4 separate regions of the Mus musculus genome follow, and all the other regions are linked to region 4. A link is a loop called in an ENCODE intact Hi-C map of the cell type or tissue named here. Cell type or tissue: left cerebral cortex. All regions are shown on one strand. Region 1 has its middle 7.3 kb from the start of Snapc3. Region 2 has its middle 6.5 kb from the start of Gm11413. Region 3 overlaps Ccdc171 (coiled-coil domain containing 171). Region 4 overlaps Ttc39b (tetratricopeptide repeat domain 39B).

Region 1 (5,000 bases), 110 kb before region 4:
TGAAGTTAGCTCCACCAGTGTAATGAGTCAATTCAAGCCAAACTAAAGTTTAAGGCAAGTTTATTGGAGGAGAAGGGGAGGGAGCTCTTGGATGTCACAGGAGTGATGTCACCATGTAGATGGGAAGACAGATGAGTGGGAGGGAGCAGAGAGAAAAATAGGGGGGAGGAAATGTAGAGAGAGGGAGAGAGGAGAGAGAGAGCCAAAGCTTCAGGATTATATATTGAAGAACCTCTGGGGACAGGAAGCCCAGAGCCTGGGCAGGAGGGTTCAGGGTAGAGGGCATTGGCAGGGACTGAGGGATGCTGGGAGAACCTGGAGGCCAGGTCCAATTTGGTATGCAAAACTTGCACCTCAGCTGTTTGTCCAGAGTCCGAGTCTCAACAGCCCCCACACACGTTATCCATTCCACCGGGCAGAAGTAAAACCAGTACAACTTTTGAGTCAAATATGAATTAAGCTTTATTAAGTACTGACCAGGACTGTGAATACTGGCCTGGTCTATACTCCAGGGTTTCCCAGAGTACAGCACCGAATTACAGTAGTCAGGGACTATAAATGCATCCTGAGGCACATCCTGCCTATATACCTCTGGCGCACATGTGACCAAGCATACATCCCGTGCACTTGGGGCAACCTAGCTTGTTTACAGAAGTGAAAACACTTGCCTTGTTATCTTACATGAGCAGCCCCCAGCATTCCAGGAAGCCACCTGTCCTTGGGCAAGTGGGCCTTACAGGATACAGGCTTGATTTATCTATTTATTGTCATTATTTGGGTTTTGGAGACAGGGTTTCTCTGTGTAGTCCTTGCTGGCCTTGAATTTACAGAGATCCACTGCCTCTGCCTCCTGGGTTCTGGATTAAAAGCATGTACCACCACCACCTGGCTGCATTTTTATTTTATAGATCTCTTAAGCACAGTAATTAAACTTAAAAGATAGAGTTAGCCATCACAGTAGCTGCAGAATTTTTGCTATTTTGAAGAGTCAAATGTTAGCCAGATGTTGAACCTTCTACAGAGCCGCTCATGGAGGGCTTGCCTGTCTTAGTGACCTGTAGTGGAGTCAGCTGCAGGTCACAGTGGCTCTATGAATAGCACCTACACTCCCAGCCTTTCTGATACTATTTATCAGGCCTCTGTGCCAGCTTTCTAAGAAGGACAGGTTCCTTACATTTTTTTTGGGGGGGGGGGGTTGTTTTTTTTTTTTTTTTTTGGTTTTTTGAGACAGGGTTTCTCTGTATAGCCCTGGCTGTTCTGGAACTCACTTTGTAGACCAGGCTGGCCTCGAACTCAGAAATCGGCCTGCCTCTGTCTCCCGAGTGCTGGGATTAAAGGTGTGTGCCACCACGCCCGGCTGGTTCCTTACATTTTGTAAGTAATTTGGTATCCAAGAGCCCATAGCCTGTGTTGTCAGCCCCCCACCCCACCCTCTTTTCCTCCTCCTCCTCCTCCTCCTTCTCCTCCTCCTCCTCTGCCTCTTCCTTCTCCTCCTTCTCTTCCTCCTCCTCCTTGTTTTTCTTTTAGGTGGGATCTCTATTACATAATTTTGGCAGGCCTAGAACTCACTATGTAGATCACTGACCTCTGATTCACAGAGATCCACCAGCCCCAGCCTCAAATGCTGGGGTTAGAGGTGTGTGCCACCATACCCGGTGACTCTTACATTTCTTTATTATGAAATGTTGGTGTGAATCAAGGGTGGCTTTGAATTAGGCTTGACCACAGCACTGCTGAGGAGCCAATAGCTTCACTCTGTTTTATGAAACTAACTGAAGGCCCTTGATCAGGTGACACGTACTCTGTGCAGACCATTGCACCTTATGCGGCATAAATTCAGAAGCACCTGCAATTGTTTTGTAAAGTTCAGCAACCTGAGGGGCTGCTGTGTGTTCCATGAATTTTAAGCTAGTTCTGGTGTGGGTCTGTGAGCTTTAGGTCACTAAAAGTGACCTGTTTCCTTTAGTCGTTGGCATTGAGAATAATAGTGATTATAATAAAGTTCCTGCGTTTTTTGTGGGGGTGGGGAAGGGTGAAGAATGATATTTTCTTGTTGGTATAAGAAAGGATCTTTCACTGGGTGGTGGCAACACACATTTTTAATTTCAGCACTCTGGAGGCAGAGGCAGGCGGATCTCTGAATTTCAGGCTTGTCTGGTCTATAGAGAGAGTTCTTGGAGATCCTGGGCCACATAGAGAAACTATTTAAAAAAAAAAAAAACACACCAAACAAAAAAGAAAGGATCTTTCAAGGGGATATTTCCATTCTGTTTTGTTGTTGATTTTCTTGTTTGGTTGAGACAAGATGTCCCTATATAAATAGGATGTCTTGGAAATCCTTTCCTTTCCTTTCCTTTCCTTTCCTTTCCTTTCCTTTCCTTTCCTTTCCTTTCCTTTCCTCTTTCTTTCTTTCTTTCTTTCTTTCTTTCTTTCTTTCTTTCTTTCTTTCTTTCTTTCTTTCTTGGTTTTTTGAGACAGGGTTTCTCTGTATAGCCTTGGCTGTCCTGGAACTCACTTTGTAGACTAGGCTGACCTGGAACCCAGAAATCCTCTGCCTCCAAAGTGCTGGGATTAAAGGCGTGCGCCACTACGCCCAGCTTAGGAAGTCTTGTTTCTTAAAAACAGGTTATGAGCCAGGCATGGTGGTTCACACCTTTAATCCCAGGGCCTGTAAGCCTTGGTCCAGGGGCCTAGAGAGATGGCTCAGCAGTTAAGAGCACTGCCTGTTCTTCCGAGGGTCCTGAGTTCAAATCCCAGCAACCACATGGTGGCTCACAACCATCTGTAATGACATCTGATGCCCTCTCCTGGAGTGTCTGAAGTGTACTTACATATAAAAATAAATTAAAAAAAAAAAAAAGACTTGGTCCAGATCAACAGAGGGAGCTCTCACTCCAGATATAGCACTCTTCAAGTAGAATTCTTTCATAGGTTGTGAGCAGTAACATTGGCTTCAGGAATAGTTACCAAGAGGATTGATGGTGAGCACCACTGGAAACTGCACATGGATCAGCTGGGTTTTATCAGCAGCTGTCCCTTCCTGGGAAGAGGCTCAGTGACAGCATCTTCTGGCCCTATAGCACATTTGGCAAATGAAGATGTGAAGCCTGGCAGTAGGACCAGACGGTAGCAGAAAGAGGTGGAAAGAGCCCCACTTCCAGGATAGGTATAGTCCCTGTAGTTCTTTGATCTAACCGTTATCCTTAACTTGGAGGGAGGGACAAAAAACATAAAACAAAACGAAAACCCCAAACCTCATGATTTCATAATTGTGGCCATTGGAACCAACCACTGTGTTGTGATCATGGTGTGGAATTTCGAGTCAGAAATTCTGAGTACTGGCACAAAGCAAGAAGGTTTTGGAATGTTTTATATATATATATATATATATATATATATATTTTAAAAAAAGATTTATTTATTTACTTTATATATGTGAGTATACTGTAGCTGTACAGATGGTTGTAAGCCTTCATGTGGTTGTTGGGAATTGAATTTTTAGGACCTCTGCTCGCTCTGGTCAATCCCACTCACCAGATGCACCAGAAGAGGGTGTTAGATCTCTTTATGGGTGGTTGTAAGCCACCATGTGGTTGGTGAGATTTGAACTCAGGATCCTCGGAAGAGCAGTCTGTGCTCTTACCCACTGAGCCATCTCGCCAGCCCTGGCTATTGATTTTTCTAACTCTTATATTGTGGAGAGCTCTTGGGGCCCGCTTCTAGAAATTTGGCAGAAATCTGACTTTGGGCTAGGACTAGGAAGTAGGTTCAAGATGAATACAGCTGAGGAGTGTGCTCTTTGTATCGTGATGGTTCTTGCTGAGATTCTGAATACAGTAGTCATAGGACCTTTGTTTATGCTTTGTTCGTTCCTTAACTACTCTGTTTATGCCTTAGAACTTATTTTCTTTGCATGTACCTAGAATGGTATAAAAACAAAAAAATAAACCCTCTTTAGCCTCAGCACTAGCTGGAGTCTTTTATTTTATTTTATTTTTTAAAGATTTATTTATTTATTTATTTATTTATTTATTTATTTATTTATTATAAGAGCACTGTAGCTGTCTTCAGACACTCCAGAAGAGGGTGCCAGATCTCGTTATGGATGGTTGTGAGCCACCATGTGGTTGCTGGGAATTGAACTCAGGACCTTCTGAAGAGCAGTCAGTGCTCTTATCCGCTGAGCCATCTCTCCAGCCCCTGGAGTCATTTTATAATGTTTAATTGTCTTTGCTCCCTCCCTTAAGACTACGTTGACTGACTGAGCTGGCTTGGTCATTATATCAAAGAAAAGACAAACAGGTAAATGAAAGTATGCACCCATGAGCCCTCTAACTCTCTGCCTGTGAGCTTTCTCAACAGACTTGAGTCAATTATAATGGCCTCAAACAAGACAGCCACATGTCAGTCAGCTGTGGTGGTGGTACACATCCATAACCCAGCACTCAGGAGGCAGAGGCAGGCAGATCTTCAGATCTGAGGCCACCCTGGTGTACAGAGTGAGTTCCAGGAGCCAGAGCTACACTGAGAGGATCAGCCTCCGCTGAAGGAATGGCTGCAACCATGGTGCCATGTAGTCAGCTTTATTCCTGAACTCAATCCCCAGAACATTCAGTAGTGTGAAAGACCCTCCAAAGGGGAGACCCTCACTCAAGTCTTGGGGTGATGCGACCCCCCAAGAACTCTTGAGAGACTCCTTGCTGCAGTCGCACAAGGTTTATTGACAAGAACCAGCGCGCTGGGGCCGACTCATATCCCACGCAGGGGTAGAGGAGTTCGACCCCGAGTAGCTGGAAGAGGGGGTATTTAAAGAAAAAAAAACCCACAGCCCACGGGGGGGGGGCGATAGGGAGGGCGTTATTGGAAAATACCGAAAATACCAGTGGAAAAATCACAAGGGGGAACTAAAAATCACAAGGGGAAGCTCCCTGCTTCTCAAGATTGTTTTCAAGATTTTAATCTAACTTTTGTGGTCAGCCAATTCCTGGAACAGGATGTGG
Region 2 (5,000 bases), 93 kb before region 4:
AGTTTTGGCCTTCTGATCACTAGCCCACATCAAGAAAAAATATTTTGCTGGGCGGTGGTGGCACACGCCAATCCCAGCACTCAGGAGGCAGAGGCAGGTGGATTTCTGAGTTCGAGGCCAGCCTGGTCTACAAAGTGAGTGCCAGGGCAGCCAGGGCTACACAGAGAAACCCTGTCTCAAAAAAAAAAAATTAAACCAAATAAAACGTTTAAAAAAATGGGTTTATTTGTGGTTTTGGTTAAAACTTGGGGAGAGTATTCTTTGTCTCTGTTTCCCTACAGTGAGGTATGATTTATAGGGAGGATAGAATCAAACTCAGAGCGTGCTCTCACAGTTAGCCATTGGTCCCAGTGAGTTGAAGTACGAAATAAGCCAAAGCTGGAATTCTGGTGTTGTAGGTTTTTGGGCTCTCCCATGTTGGGAATTGGTTCTAATGCTTTGTCTTATTTCTGCTCCCAAAAGTCGAGCTGCCAAGCCTGAGGGTCTCTGCCCCCAGCAGGATTCAATTGATAATAAAGAATTGCCATACAGCTAATGGCTAGGCAGAGAGACAGGAATGGACTTTTAGATTCCACAGACAAGGGGGAGAAAGAGAGAGGGAGAGGGAGGGGGAGGGAGGGGGAGGGGGAGGGAGAGCTCAGAAGTAGAAAGATGAAACTTAAAGGTCTGCCAGCAACTAAGAATCCCTGGGGGCCACTTCCCCTTTGGATCTGGGGTAGCAGAGATGAAATATAGATTAAAGATGTTAACTCAGGAATACTGGAGGGGAGTGTTTGCTAGCCACAGGGAGGTTTAGAAGTGCCCAGCCATTGCACACATGAGTGTGTGTGTGTGTGTGTGTGTGTGTGTGTGTGTGTCTTTCATTCTCAAATCCAGAGAGCTCTTGAGTGGGTGCAGCACTCCTGCAACCCTCCTGGCTCTATCTCAGCATTCTTTTTGCCTCAGGATGTCCCACCCTCTATTCTACCCTTTCCTATAGGCCATAGGTTCTTAAATTGACAGGTGAGGCAGCCATACAGCACACAAGATATTCTCTCAACAGATATGTATATATTCAGACTGGATTGTCTTTTTGTTCTGTTTGTGTGTACGTGTGTTTACATGTGTGGGGCACGTGTGTTCACATGTGGGAGCTTGAGGCTGATATTGGTAGTCTCCACTTTATTTACTGAGTCTCTCAGTTGAACCTGGAGCTTGCTGATAGCTCAGTCTAGCTGGCCAGCTTGCTCCAGGGATTTCAGTCTCTGCCTCCTGAGTGTTAGAATTATGGTGGGCCACCGTGTCACCCAGAATGGTGGATCTGAATTCTGGTCCATGACAACAGGAGACAGGTTTGGTCTGGGGCTTGTGGGAAGGAATGAGCATAGGGCAGTGTGAGGGAAGGCTTTTGAGGTGATGAGATAGTCCATGTTTGTTTGTTTTTGTTTTTTCAAAACAGGGTCTCTTTATGTAGTTCTGGCTGTCCTAGAGTTCACTATGTAGATCATGCTGGTCTAGAACTCACAGAGATCTGCCTGCCTTTGCCTCTGCCTCTGCCTCTGCCTCTACTTCCTGAGAGCTGGGGTTAAAAGCATGCACCACCAAAACCAACTAATGTTCCATATCTTGATTTTGTTTGTAATTACAAAATTATATATTTAAAATGACATGTCATAGTATATAAATTATATCTTAGTAAAACTGCTTTTAGGGAAGAGACAGTTGTAACTTTCCTAGAAGGAACAATGTCATTTCTGTAAAATAAAGTACCTTTTAACTTTTGGGAAAGGAGGGAAAAAGAAAGGAAAAACGGGAGAAAAACAGGCCTTATCTTTGCTTATTAGTATGCAGAGTAAAATTCTATAGGATGCACTGGAAAGAAAGAGATGTATTAGACAGCAGAAGAGGCTGCGCATGGTAATGCTAACCTGTAATCCAAGCACTGGGGAGGTGGAGGCAGGGACCAGCAGTTGGAGGCTAGTTAGGAATACATAAGACTCTGCCTCAGAAACCAAACCAAACCTGAACAAAACTGAAGAGATAGAACAACACAAAACCCATAAAGAGACATTTAACATGGGTTGTTAGGCACAGCACTCCCCACTTGGAAGAGCCCCAGGAGAGCTTGCATGTAAGCGAGAATAAGCTGCATTCAGGCCTAGGTTGTCCTGGGAATGTTCCCAAGGGGCTGAACACACAAATGTGACCAAGAAAAGAAGATTTGGGAGCGAAGCCATTTTCCTGACAAGATTGGAGCATTATCATTTAGAATTCTCCTGGACTAAATAGCTCTGCCACGTGATAGTCACATCCGTGAGATGGATCTTACTGGTTGTCTTGATGCCGGAGAGAAGCCTTAACTCAGGGAAAACAGGATGGTTGGTTCTTCCTTCACAGACTCTAAATAAAACAACCAGTGAATTAAACCCATGAGCTAGCAATTAAGGAGGACACACAGAATCTGGTTTCCTCTGCTCACTGGACGACGTAAGGCAGATCCCAGGGGGAGATCTTGTATCTCCCAGCCAAGACCAGTTCGTGGTGTCCAATCTCAGCTCATGCTGGTGCCAGGCAAGGAGGAGGTGTGCACAGGATAAAACAGATGGTTATCAAAGAAATACTGTTTTCTCCTTTCTGAGGGGCTATTTAGGACAGGATGTGGTTTGTGGCCTGAATAAGGCACTGAGTTATTTCGGGTTGGATCTCTCTCCTCTAATCATTCTCTTTAATTACAGAAGATAATAACCGCCTTTGTGAGCTACTGTGAGATTTGAGGAGCAGGCATCTAGGCACCTAGCACAAGCCTGGTACTGAATGAGTACCAGGGAATAGTGCATGTTATCTGCAACAGCATCTGGAATATCATATGTTGAATATTAAGTAGTAAACATCACATGTGAACAACAGTGAATAAATGAACAGTGACCTGTGGACGTCTATAGAGGGAAGCTGTTGCCATTACAGCGCTAACCCAGAGAGAGGGTTGAGAAAGAGGCTCTTGCCTTCACTGGGAAGGCAAAATGAGATCTCCAGTGAGGGGCCACAATGGCTATTCTCTTTGTCCTCACATCCATTTCACTCCTTGGAGGCTACTGCTCTGGGTCCTCTTACGCAAGCTCCCTGGCTGGCTGGCTCCCAGTTGGATTGGCCAGTGTGGGCTCTGGCAGTTTCTCATTGAGCAAGAGGAGTGAGTTTCGGAATTTCTTTCCTGATGCTTCTCTGTATCCATGCCATATCTTTGTCAATGCCAGCATCCTTCCAGGATTATACAGCTAGGCTGCTCCTTGATACTCTTTATTGCTTTACCATAGACACCAGGTCTGTGTTATTCAGTATAATGCTCACGGTTTCAGTGGTGGGAAAACTCTTGGCCATCACTGGTTAGTAGCTTCCTCCTTTATGCTCTCCTGCATGGGGTGGTTAATGGCTTTGGTTACAGATCTACAGACAACACCGTTCTTTCTGTGTTCCATTCAGTCTGTTTCTGTAATCCACATGGTGGATGTTATGGTCTATGATAGGACCATCTGAGACACGTACAATTTTTTATCAAGATGGTGACTCGGGGGTCACCAATGTGCCCATTAGTGAATAACAGTTGTGATTATATGACACTATCACTGGGTCGCAAGGATCTAAAAAGGTATTACAATCTCTCCAGGGAAGCATTCTAGGGCCAGGATTCTGGGGGATAGAATTGTGGCACTGCGTTCTGCCTCTCCTTTTACCGTGTCTGGACACCACCGGTACACCACCTCGGGGAGGGCAAGGCAAAATCTGGAACAGGTCCACAGTCCAAATTTCCTTTGAGGCTTCAAACTCGGCTGTATTCCAGGCCTGAAGGAGAAAAGCAGATCCTGGCCCAGTTTGGAGCGAGTGCCAGGTGAGTGTGAGACAGGATGGGGAGGAGGTGGAGGGGAAGCGGGATGGGGAGGTTTCTTAAAGAATCTTAATGTTGGACTGATGAGATGGCTCAGCAGGCAAGAGCACTAACTGCTCTTCCAAAGGTCCTGAGTTCAAATCCCAGCAACCACATGGTGGCTCACAACCATCTGTAATGAGATCTGATGCCCTCTTCTGATGCGTCTGAAGACAGCTACAGTGTACTTATCTATAATAATAAATAAATCTTTGGGACAGAGTGAGCAGGGTTGACCAGAGCGAGCAGAGGTCCCAAATTCAATTCCCAACAACCACATGAAGGTTCACAACCATCTGTATGTATAGCTACAGTCTACTCATATACATAAAATACATAAATAAATCTTAAAAAAAAAGAATCTTAATGTTACAGCTCCTTTAAGTGAAGGCCTTCCCTGTGGCCGTCTTTAATGAAGCAACTCTCTGAGACAGTCTTAGCTTGTTTGTATTTCTTTATTGGGAGTGAGTTTCATACGCCTTAATAGCATGGAGAGGCCATCTAAGTAGTGTGCTACGTAACTGACTGCGTGTGCTCCCCTAGTTGAGGGGCGTGGCTATGTGCTCCAAAGCAGTCATGGACACAGGGAGCTCTACTTATGCCTTCTCATATCTCTGAGATTCCCAGAGTCTGAGCATTCTCCACCTCACTGTGCCCCCGTCTGTGGTACACGTGCCCTAAAAGAAGATCTCAAAGTCCTGGTCCCAGACGAGGGTCTGTCTCCCAGAGAAAGGTTAAGTAATATGCAGTTATTCTTTTTTTTTAAAGATTTATTTATTTATTATATGTAAGTACATTGTAGCTGTCTTCAGACACTCGAGTCAGATCTCGTTACGGATAGTTGTGAGCTACCATGTGGTTGCTGGGATTTGAACTCCGAACCTTCAGAAGAGCAGTCGGGTGCTCTTACCCACTGAGCCATCTCACCAGCCCCGTATGCAGTTATTCTTGGTTTGTTTCACCTTTTCTATAAACTGTAACAGAACTGTAGGCAAGGCAGCGGGAGCAGAGAATCTTTCCCTCCCCATTTCTGGCCAAAAGTCTAAATAAACACACTTCCTTTTATCAATTCCTGTCTCTTAGTTTCAGTCAAACACTGAGC
Region 3 (5,000 bases), 270 kb before region 4:
AAAGGCACTGACCACATAAGCCCACACCTCAATCTGCTCACCAGAACCCACACAAAGGTGGAATGAGAGAACTCACCCCACAAAAATATGCTCTAGTCTAAGCATGCACACCTCCACACACAATAATAGTAAATTTTAAAATGCACATTAAAAGAGTATAATATTTATCTATATTCATCAGCTAAAAGGTACTGACTCCAAATCCATATTTAATATGATACATAACTTTACTTTTTTTAGAGACAAAGATGATTAACGACTCTTTCATGTGTAGAGCAAACCTTTGGGTGAAATCAGAGTAGCACCTCAAATTATTTGAATGTCTAAATACTTAACGCAGTTATGTTTGCTCTGTCTGAGTGGAGTCAGAATGGTCTGTGCATTAACTACTTTTCTACTGCTGTGCTAAACACCATGACCAAGGCATACGAGAGAAGGAAGGGCTTATTTGGGCTTACAGTTCCAAAGGTTAAGAGTTCATCCCCACACCACCCGCAGGAACGCAGGGCAATAGTTAGGCAAGCAGGGAGCACAAAGCAAGAGAGCATGCTGGGAAGAGCACGAGGCTTTGGAACTGTCAAAGCACACCTCCGGGGACATGCTTCCTCCAGCAAGGCCATGCTCCTCAACCTACCCAAAGAGCACCACCAACTGGGGACTCAGTGTTCAAACTTTGAGTTTATGGGGGACACTGTCATTCACACCACCACAGGTGTCTTTCTTGCCTTCACCTAATATGAGATTTTTTTTAATTGCCTCTATAAAAAAATTTTTTACAACTTTAAAAACTAAGAAAGTTGGCACTGAAAATATATTTATTGTAGGACTCTGTAGCTCTCAAGAACAGAAATTTGGGAAGCTGACTCAGTGGATAAGGGCTCTGGCTCTTCTTGCAGAGGACTTGGGTTCAGTCCTCAGCACCTACACGGCAATTCTGTAACTCCAGTTACAGGGATCCAATGTCCTTTTCTGGCCCCTGAGGACACCAGGCACTAAGCATTAATGTGGTGCACAGACTTGTATGCAGGCAGAACACTCACCCACCCAAAATAAAAATAAAATTAAAGTCAGGTGGTAGTGCATGCCTTTAATCCCAGTATTCAGGAGACAGAGGCAGATGGATCTCTAAGTTCCAAACCAGTCTGGTCTATAGAGTGACTTCCAGGATAGCCACAGCAACAAAGAGAAACCCGTCTCAAAAAAATTAAATATATTTTTGAAAGTAGACACTTTGTCCCAAATAGCCCAGCATCACTGGGCAATCCAGTGAGTCCCCTCTCACTGTCCAAGCATTATCTGCAGCCAGGGGTGGGTGCCAGTGCACCAATTTAACTCTAGCACTTGGGAGGCAGAGGCCGGTAGATCTCTGTAAGTTTGATGACAGTGCTGTCTACAGAGTGAGTTTCAGGGCATCCAGGGTTACACAGAGAAACCCTGACTCAAAATAAACAAATAAACGAATGAATGAGCGAGCTATCTACAGGAAAAATATTAATGTCATCACCATATTAAAATGACTTTTCTAAGTATTAGAGAAATGTGTTTCATAGAAATTACGAAACAAATGTCAAAAGATATTTCTACAACTGTACCTCATTTTATTATGATACAATACCACTTGATTATCTTTGTTTTCTTGTACTTTTAGGGCATAATCTTTTTTAAAGACTATCTTTGCTTGCTTTGCCATCCTCAAGCACTCCCCTGTTCTAGTTTGAGAGCTTTAGGTCAGGTTCTTAAAGTCTTCATTCCAGTTTGAGCTGTAACTGGTACTTTGATGGTCTGGTCTCATTCCTCTGCAGGAGAATTCCTCCCTCCTCCAATTTCCCATCTATTGAAAAGACTGTCCTTTTCCCCAACATGTTCTTAGCACCTTTGTCCACATCAGCTGGGTGTGGCTGCAGGGTTTACTTTTAGACTCTTTCATTGGCTTCTCTGTTTTCATGCAAATCCATACTTATCTGACCAGTACAACTCAACGGTGTACTTGAAAGTCGGTCGCATAATGCTACTTCCTGATTTGCTTTCTTTCTTAAGATTGCTTCAACTGTAAAGGGTTTTATAGTGGTCCCATCAAAACTTTAGGAGTGTGTTGTTGTTGTTGTTGTTGTTGTTGTTGTTGTTGTTGTATGAAGACTGTCGTTAATGTTATTTCGTTTGGTCTGGTTTTTGAGACAGGGCCTTTGGGCCTTATATATGTAAAAAAACATAAAATGTTTTTAAAAACAGAGTAAAACTACATGAAAGTATATAAATAATATTCTACATCAGGTTCAGAACAGGGGCTCTGCTGTGGGACAGGACAGTGGTGAATCGGAGAAGTGATTCGAAATGGTCCTCGATGGCATAAAATGTACTGTGCTTTCCATCCGAATTGAGACTCTCACGCACTGAGATGAAGTACTTGGTGGATGCCAGTTACATCACTGGTACTGGCTGCATATCTGATTTCTTACAGCGGAAAAAATAATACTGACCTGTGAAATGAAATTCACAGTAGAAGATGGGAGAGTCCTTTCTTCTGTCCACTAGAGGGAACTGTTGAACTTAAAATGTCTTTTAAAGCAGCTTGTTTTTAAACTAACATTTAACATCACAGGAAACCACATTGTGCTGTTAGAAAATAATCTTGTTTTCTTTCCACATCTTCTACAAACACATACAGAAAACTATAACTCTTTATATGTACTTATGTAAACAACATTTCTCAGAATCCAAACTATAGTTCCAACCCTGAGGAATTTTAATTATACTTGTAGAACTATATTTAGTAAAGTATCAAGCAAATATGCTCTTTCTAGCTTAGAAAACACATCAGTTGGCTATCTATAACACTAATCTGGTATAAGGTTGTCTCCTCAAAGAACCAGGATGAAAAAAAAAAAAAAACCAGTAATTTGTTCCTGAATTGTAGACTGTACAGTGAAAGGGCTGAAGAGATAACTCAGCAATGAAGTCCATGTATTGCCAGAGGACTCAAGTTCAATCCCCAGCTCCCACATCAAGAGGTTCACAACCACCTGTAACTCCAGCTCCTGAGGATCCCACACTTCCAGCCACTGCAGATGCCTGCCCTTCCCCATAACTAAAAATAAATTTAAAAAGCAAGACAGGCAACCTTACAGAGTCATAAGGAGTCATGGAAAGAAAAAATTACAACTAATCAATCAATCAATAAATGCTACACTGTGTCATAACTAGTATTAACCCAGACTCTATTTACTATCGCAAAGTCCTTTTCTCTACACCTGGACCAGCTGTGGGTCCCTATGCTAATCACTATCTATTACAGATAGACATTTCTATGATGAGGGTTAGTGAGTGTATTAATCTATAGTATAACAACAAGTCATTGGACTCAGTTTAATATCATGTCATTCTAGCAGCATAAAAGTAGTAGGTTCTCTTGAGATACAGTATGGGTTTCACCTTGTGTATTGAGATTTAAATACAATCAAAAAGTTACTGGTTGCCCTCATGATGTTTGCAGCCCCTATTATACCAACAGGAATGTCTTCATGTTTTGCCAGGCCGTTTGTTTGTTTGTCTGTTTGTCTGTTTCGAAACAGGGTCTTGGCTGCCCTGGAACTCTCTCTGTAAACCAGGCCCATGCTGGTAGGATTTGCTGAAGGAGATGGAGACAGGAGGATCACAAGTTCATGGCCAGGCCAATTCTTAAACGTGGCTCACAGGGTTCATAGCTGGGTAACATTTTTCTCCTCGGTTATCATGTATATAGTACCTTCCTGAAATATGAGAGCTAGTAGTGGGGATGGAGCTTCCAGGCAAGCACTAACGTGATTTCTCCATGGTCAATGGCTCAGGTAGGCGATGTCTTCAGCAATAGGGCCTCACTGTCGTGTTCTGAAGGATAACCAACAGCAACAGCAATAGCCAGTAATGTCTGAGGGCCTACGAGGGATTATGGGAACATCAATGACCAAAAAGGTAACCCATTCTGGCACTGGGTGTATTTGTTACCATGTGGTGTCTAGCAAGACCACCCTGTTACACTGTAACTCTATTTTAACTTTTCATATATGTGCATACATAGTTTAGGAAACCTCTAGAGTAGTAGGTCTCCATATAGCTTTTTGAAAGGGTCTTTAGAGTAACTATCCACCTCCCATTTCCTCCTTTACCCTGCCTTCCCATCCCTAACTTTAATGCAACTCTTCTGTTCCATTTATCTCCCATACATTTTTTGGAGATTTTGTTTATGTATATGTGTTGTTTTTTCTGTTCACCATGTGCATTCAGTGTCCTCAGAAGCCAGAAAAGAACACTGAATTTCATTTAAATGGAGTAACTGACAGTTTGAGGCACCATGTCGACACTGGGAATTGAACCCAGGTCCTCTGTAAGAGCTGCCAGGGCTCTTAACCCCTGAGCCACCTCTCCATCCCCATCATTAATCTCCTTCAGCCCTTTACCCTACCTCCTGTTTCCTGCAAGCCTCTCTCCATGGCCCCTTACTCGTTTCCTGATCTCGTAGTGTTTACAGATGAAACATACACATCTGAAGAGTCAAAGCATCCATATATGAAAGAAAATGTGATGCTTGTCTTCTGGGTCTGGGTTACCTCACTCAGGATGACCACTTCAAGCTCCATCCAACTGTCCTCAAATTTCATTTTTCCTAATAGCTGAATAATATCCCGTTGTGTAGGTAGACCACAGTTTCATTATTCACTATTCATCAGCGGAAGAACATCTGGGTGTTTCCATTTCGTGTATATTGTGAATGGAGCAGCAATGACCATAGATGAGCAGTAACTCTGAAGGCTCAGGACCACAGGACAGAGGGTGGGAAGGATTGTAAACGCCAGAGGCAATGGATTACTGTAGTCTCCCCTCCTCCAGCCTGAAACCTGCTTGCTCAGGGGTGGAGCTTCCTGCTCATTCGTTCTGCCACGCCCACTGCTGGAACCTGCCAGCTTTGCTGTTTGGAGCCACACACGTGCTCACCTTTCTACTGGACCTGAGATTATTCGGCAGGA
Region 4 (5,000 bases):
AGTGCAGTAGCAGGCGCTAGCCCAGAGTCTGTACTGCAGAATTAAAAAGTGCTGCGGAGACGGGGCAGCTGACACATGGCATGAAGTGTAGTCTAACTTAGAGAACCAGGCTGCCTAAGAGGTAAACACAGGCTGCGGTATGTAGACCACACTGACCCAGAAGCGCGTCACACCTTACAGTCCGATGCCTTAGAAAAATAAACTGTGTGGATAGCTAGACAGCAAGCAAGGGAAGGAGGTGTTGGGAGAGAAGGAAGAGCAGGTCATGAAACCGGAGTGGCAAAGTGGCAAAGACAGGAGAATTTGTCTAAGTGGCACACAGGCATGCTGTGCTAGTAACCTGGCGACTAGTATGTCAGTTTGCAGTTCTTTCCAAATAATGTTTTTTTTTTTTTTTTTTTTATGTTTGTTGGTTTGTTTTTGTTTTAAGTTGCCAGAATGAAAAGGAACAGAGTGAGTGTCAGTGTTCTTTGGCTTTACTGTGCCCGTGTGTGCTGGAGCTGCTTCTTAAAGAAACAGCGTTCCTTTTTATAGTATCCAGATTGTTCATGCTCTGTGTCAGAGATATAGGCATGCTTGTTGTAAGCTTTAAACCATTCAGAAGTTAACATGATCTTTCTCTTTACCATTCATTCCTGCCTATGTCAGAAGGAACCCACTGTGCCTCCTATTATCATTCATTACCATACTCACGGGTCCGCCTTAGGGATATAGAATGCCGTGCTGTCTCGTCCAGAACTGGGACTTACACTTAATATGTCTTAGAAATAGTTCTACTCTTATTTTTTATGTAACAACTGAAGAGAACTGAGTGACATCATAGTGCCATAGTTTATCTGTGGAAGATCACTTGATCTGTTTTCTTTTATATTTTAATTTCTATTGACTATTTGGGATTCTCACAGTTCTCCCAGTCCTCCCCTGTCTGCACTCTCCCATTAAGCTCCACCCCAGTCAAAAAAAAAAAAAAAGGGAAAAAAGTTCCTTTTGTGTTGTTCATATACTTACTCCCTGGAGCATGATCAGATCCCCAGAGAGGATGAGTCTTTCTCTGCCTGCATCAGTACCAGAAGCCATGGACTGAGGAGAGCCATGGGCAGCCAGAGAGGGACAGGGCTAGCTCTCCCACCCCACACTCCCGAGCTAACTCGCTTGATCTGCTTTCCCCCCTAAGACTATGTATGCTAACAGAGGGATCCTTATGTATGAATATTTTTATTTTACACACGCACACCCTTGTGTGTGTGCACATATGCATGCTCATGTGGGCACCTTCATGCTATGGCATGATTGTGGAGGTCAGAGGACAACTTACTGGAATCTCTTTACCATATGGGGCCTGGGAATTGAACTCAGAATTGGCAGCAAATAACCTTTACCCACTGAGCCATATTTTAATAGTATGGAATTGAAATATTATTATTATTTTTTTAAAGATTTATTTATTTATTTTATGCATATGAATATACCACCATTGCTCTATTCAGATATACCAGAAGAGGGAATCAGACCCCATCACAGATGGTTGTGAGCCACCATGTGGTTGCTGGGAATTGAACTCAAGACCTCTGGAAGAGCAGTCAGTGCTCTTAACTGCTGAGCCATTTCTCCTGCCTGAGTTGACACAATATTGCGGTGTGAACTCTGTTCCTTTTAATTTAAAAATACTCCTATCAGTGATAGTTTCAAAATCAGATAGTTTAAAACACTAAGTCTTTTGGTTCTGCTTGTTCTCTGTGTAAAATTATTCCCGAGACCCCCACTCCCAAACAAAGAGTAGGCCCTCGCCTTCTGTGAACTTCTGGGTAGGTATGGCACTGGAAGACAGGGGTGTGGATATAATAAGTAATTTGCAAGGTTTACTTTACAGTCATAAAGACATTAGCCAAGCCGGGTGGTGGTGGCACATGCCTTTTATCAGGTCACTGAGTTTGAGGCCTGTTTGGTCTACATGAGGGAGTTCCAGGACAGCCAAAGCTATACACAAAGAAACCTTGTCTCGAAAAACAAAACAAGGGCTGGTGAGATGGCTCAGTGGGTAAGAGCACCCGACTGCTCTTCCGTAGGTCCAGAGTTCAAATCCCAGCAACCACATGGTGGCTCACAACCATCTGTAACGAGATCTGATTCCCTCTTCTGGAGTGTCTGAAGACAGCTACAATGTACTTACATATAATAAATAAATAAATCTTAAAAAAAAAAAAAAAAGAAAAACAAAACAAAACAAAGATTTAGCCAAGTAATATCAATGAAAATGAAATAATTTGCTCATCTATGCTAAATAAATCCAGTATATACAGCTGTAAAAGAGTTGCCTTTTCAAATGCACTTTATTATCTTCTATGCACTGCAGTGCACATCTTTTAGAATATCTTTTCTACACCCTCTGACAATTTATATGCAGCCATAGTGGCTCTTGATCACCTCCCCTCCCAAATGTAGAGCACATTTCATGTCCATACATACTCACTGCTCTGTGGAGTCACGCTATGTGCTGTTTGGCAACCTAGAGTATTTGTTTTGTAGTAATTTTGATTGTGGGTGATTAGTTTATTTTTTATTTTAAAGGTCTTAGAACTTCTCCCTTATGCTACAGCTTCTCCTCATACGGTTAGCTTTCACTTTTAAAAACACTGATCTGTGGGTAATGGGAGCTAACGGCTTGAGGTTAAGCTTTTCTTGAGAGCGACACCTGGTGGTTGGTTTATAATCTCTTCCCTTCCCCGTGCTTGCAGGAAATTCCGAAGAATCTTTCTGTGAACAGCTCCCTTTCTTGGTAGACACAACAGCCGCTATGCAGGCTCAGGTTGGTGCCACTGAAGCCCACACACTCCCAGAAGCCTGGAGATTTGATTGCATGTTCAAGGAGGCTCTTTTTATTTTTTTAATTTTTAATTTTTTAAATTTGATGTAATTCAAAGAGTTTATGACTTTGACCGTGTGCCAGCCTCTCTGCTTTACTCTTGAGGAGGCTGGATCCTAAAAAGATTGCATGTGTCAGTCAAGGTCACACTGCTCACTGGCGGCCTGAGGTCCTGTGACTCTGTGCTCAGGAGTTAGGCTTTCCATGCTGAAGTCAACTGTGGATTTTTTTTTTTCTTCTCTGTTCCAGGAGAGGCTCAGAGTCTTGGGTAGGATGAGGGGTTCTAGCTCTGTCTTCAGGAGTCAGCTGACTCATCTCATTTCTGAGGATGAATATCCCATGTCCCTGTATTGGTGGAGCCTGTTCTGAGTCAGGCCTGTTCTCTATGCACTGCGTCGCCAAAATCCTCACAGGACTTCTGGGAATGGGATGAGATTCCCGGCATAGCAACAGGAAATGGAGGATTAAAGGGCTAGACTTGCTTCAGGTCAGGGTTCACACCGAGACAGGCCTATCTCCCAAGCTAACTTGTATTTTCTCCATGCTCTACTGACAAAAGAAGTAAGTCATTAATGCATAATTACTTATAGTGCTCAGAGACAAACCTGCCCCCATGGGTGTTAGAGCATGTGACCCATAAATTTTCCACAGAGCCCTGTAGGAGGCTGGGAGGTTGGGTGGGTGGGGCTCATGCCATCACGTTGTGATTACCCCAGTAGGCACCCAGTGCCCTCGGCTCTCTGTAGGTATTGTAACTGTCCACCAATGTTCCCAGGTTACAAATGCTAACACTGGGATGGGTGGAAAGGGTTTGCTACAGCGAAGGAAAAGGGAAAAGGAGGGGCTAAGACTGTGTGGACCTTTCTATCCTGAAGTGATGGACCTCGGTGTGGTGGCACCGCACTTGACACACACCTTCCTCCAGGGTCATTAGGACCTCCAAGCCACCGTCCAAAGGGCCGCTCTGTACGCTCATCAAGTGCCAGCTCCGTGCCGTGGACAGGCAGCACGGTTTCTCACGTGTGAGAGGGAAAGGCATTTTTTGTCCTTTGACTTCGTTTTAAAAAATGAAGATCTTCACGATATTGTGAGTGAGTCATGTCTAGGCTGCTTCAGTGACTGAATCATCTGAATAGAATGCAGCTCATCAGAATGAAGCTTAGGAAAAATGAACTCATTTGATTGAGACAGGGTCTCTCTGCAGAGCCCTGGCTGTCTGTTCTCGCTATGTAGACCAGGTTGGCTTGGGACTTAGAGATCCAACTGCCTCTGCCTCCTGAGTGCTGGGATTAAATGCATACGCCACCACGTCTGTCCATGGTTCCTCCAATTCACGGAAGTGCTCAATTGAATCATTCCCACAGGGATGACTTAACCTACAATCCCAGGCTTTCATATCTGTGGGTTTAAAAAACTGTATGTTATTTGTAAAAATGAAGCTTTAAGCCTCAAAAGGCTTTCGCCCAATGCTTGTAGTCACAGCACTTAGGAGAGTGAAGGGATGGGCCTGGTGGGCAGGTCCTTTGAGCTCCAGGGTTCCAGATCTGCCTAGACAATGCAGTGAAAGGTTGTCTGAAGGAAACAAACAAAGAAGCCAGACATAGTGGCTTTTAATTTCTGAGTTTGAAGCTAGCCTGGTCTGCACAGTAAAATTTTAGGTCAGCCAGGGTGAAACCTTGTCTAAAATTCAAACCAAGCCAATTCCACAGAACTTCCATAGGTAACAAGAGAGCACTTTCCGGAGGGTAACTAGAGAACAAAGCAGTAAGGTCACCTTTGAAGAATGTGTGAAATTATATTCAGTTAAAAATAGCCAAGGCAGCCTCTGTCTTCAGTTAGTGATGTTACTGTTACACGATTAGAACTCTGTTTTAAAGAGCGTTTTGGTGTTTTGAGGTAGGTCTTTGCAGCCCATTTAGGCCTTGAATCTTCAGTCTTCCTACCTCAGTCTCTTGAGTGCTAGGATTAGAAATGTCTGCCAACACATGTGAATTTAAAATTGTCTGAAGCCCATTTTATTAACCGAAAGATCACCCCCCCACACACACACACAAATGAAAGTTGGATTTAAAGACCTTGGTTAGAGATCAACTGTGCTGCGCCTTTTTCTTCGTTTTCTTCCTGTTAGTCTGCTCTA

What was found. Peaks named below come from ENCODE experiments on the same cell type or tissue, not always from the same donor. Only the 100,000 strongest peaks of a DNase experiment are listed, where the experiment ranks them.
Region 1: a loop joins it to region 4, with 4 times the contacts of the local background. A loop is called at or near these places in 17 of 42 quality-filtered maps.
Region 2: it touches region 4 in a loop (2.9-fold over the local background); 6 of 42 quality-filtered maps call a loop at or near these places.
Region 3: it touches region 4 in a loop (4-fold over the local background); 9 of 42 quality-filtered maps call a loop at or near these places.

The regions. Positions count from the first base shown.
Region 1 is chr4:83,407,948-83,412,947 of GRCm38, reverse strand. No RefSeq gene overlaps it. Among named protein-coding and RNA genes, the nearest start is that of Snapc3, 7.3 kb to the left of the region's middle. In left cerebral cortex, CTCF peaks have their summits at 2,688 and 2,894; a DNase peak (open chromatin) is centred at 2,854.
Region 2 is chr4:83,394,686-83,399,685 of GRCm38, reverse strand. No RefSeq gene overlaps it. Among named protein-coding and RNA genes, the nearest start is that of Gm11413, 6.5 kb to the right of the region's middle. In left cerebral cortex, no CTCF peak of the experiment used is centred here; DNase peaks (open chromatin) are centred at 1,024, 2,151, 2,279 and 2,484; H3K27ac peaks cover 358 bases.
Region 3 is chr4:83,568,223-83,573,222 of GRCm38, reverse strand. The region is part of intron 6 of Ccdc171 (coiled-coil domain containing 171); the gene reads right to left. Among named protein-coding and RNA genes, the nearest start is that of Gm25899, 43 kb to the right of the region's middle. In left cerebral cortex, a CTCF peak has its summit at 2,529 (motif pointing right); DNase peaks (open chromatin) are centred at 2,497 and 4,952.
Region 4 is chr4:83,301,313-83,306,312 of GRCm38, reverse strand. All of the region lies in intron 1 of Ttc39b (tetratricopeptide repeat domain 39B), which reads left to right. Among named protein-coding and RNA genes, the nearest start is that of Gm23412, 18 kb to the right of the region's middle. In left cerebral cortex, a CTCF peak has its summit at 2,688 (motif pointing left); DNase peaks (open chromatin) are centred at 2,707 and 4,045; H3K4me3 peaks cover 374 bases; H3K27ac peaks cover 675 bases.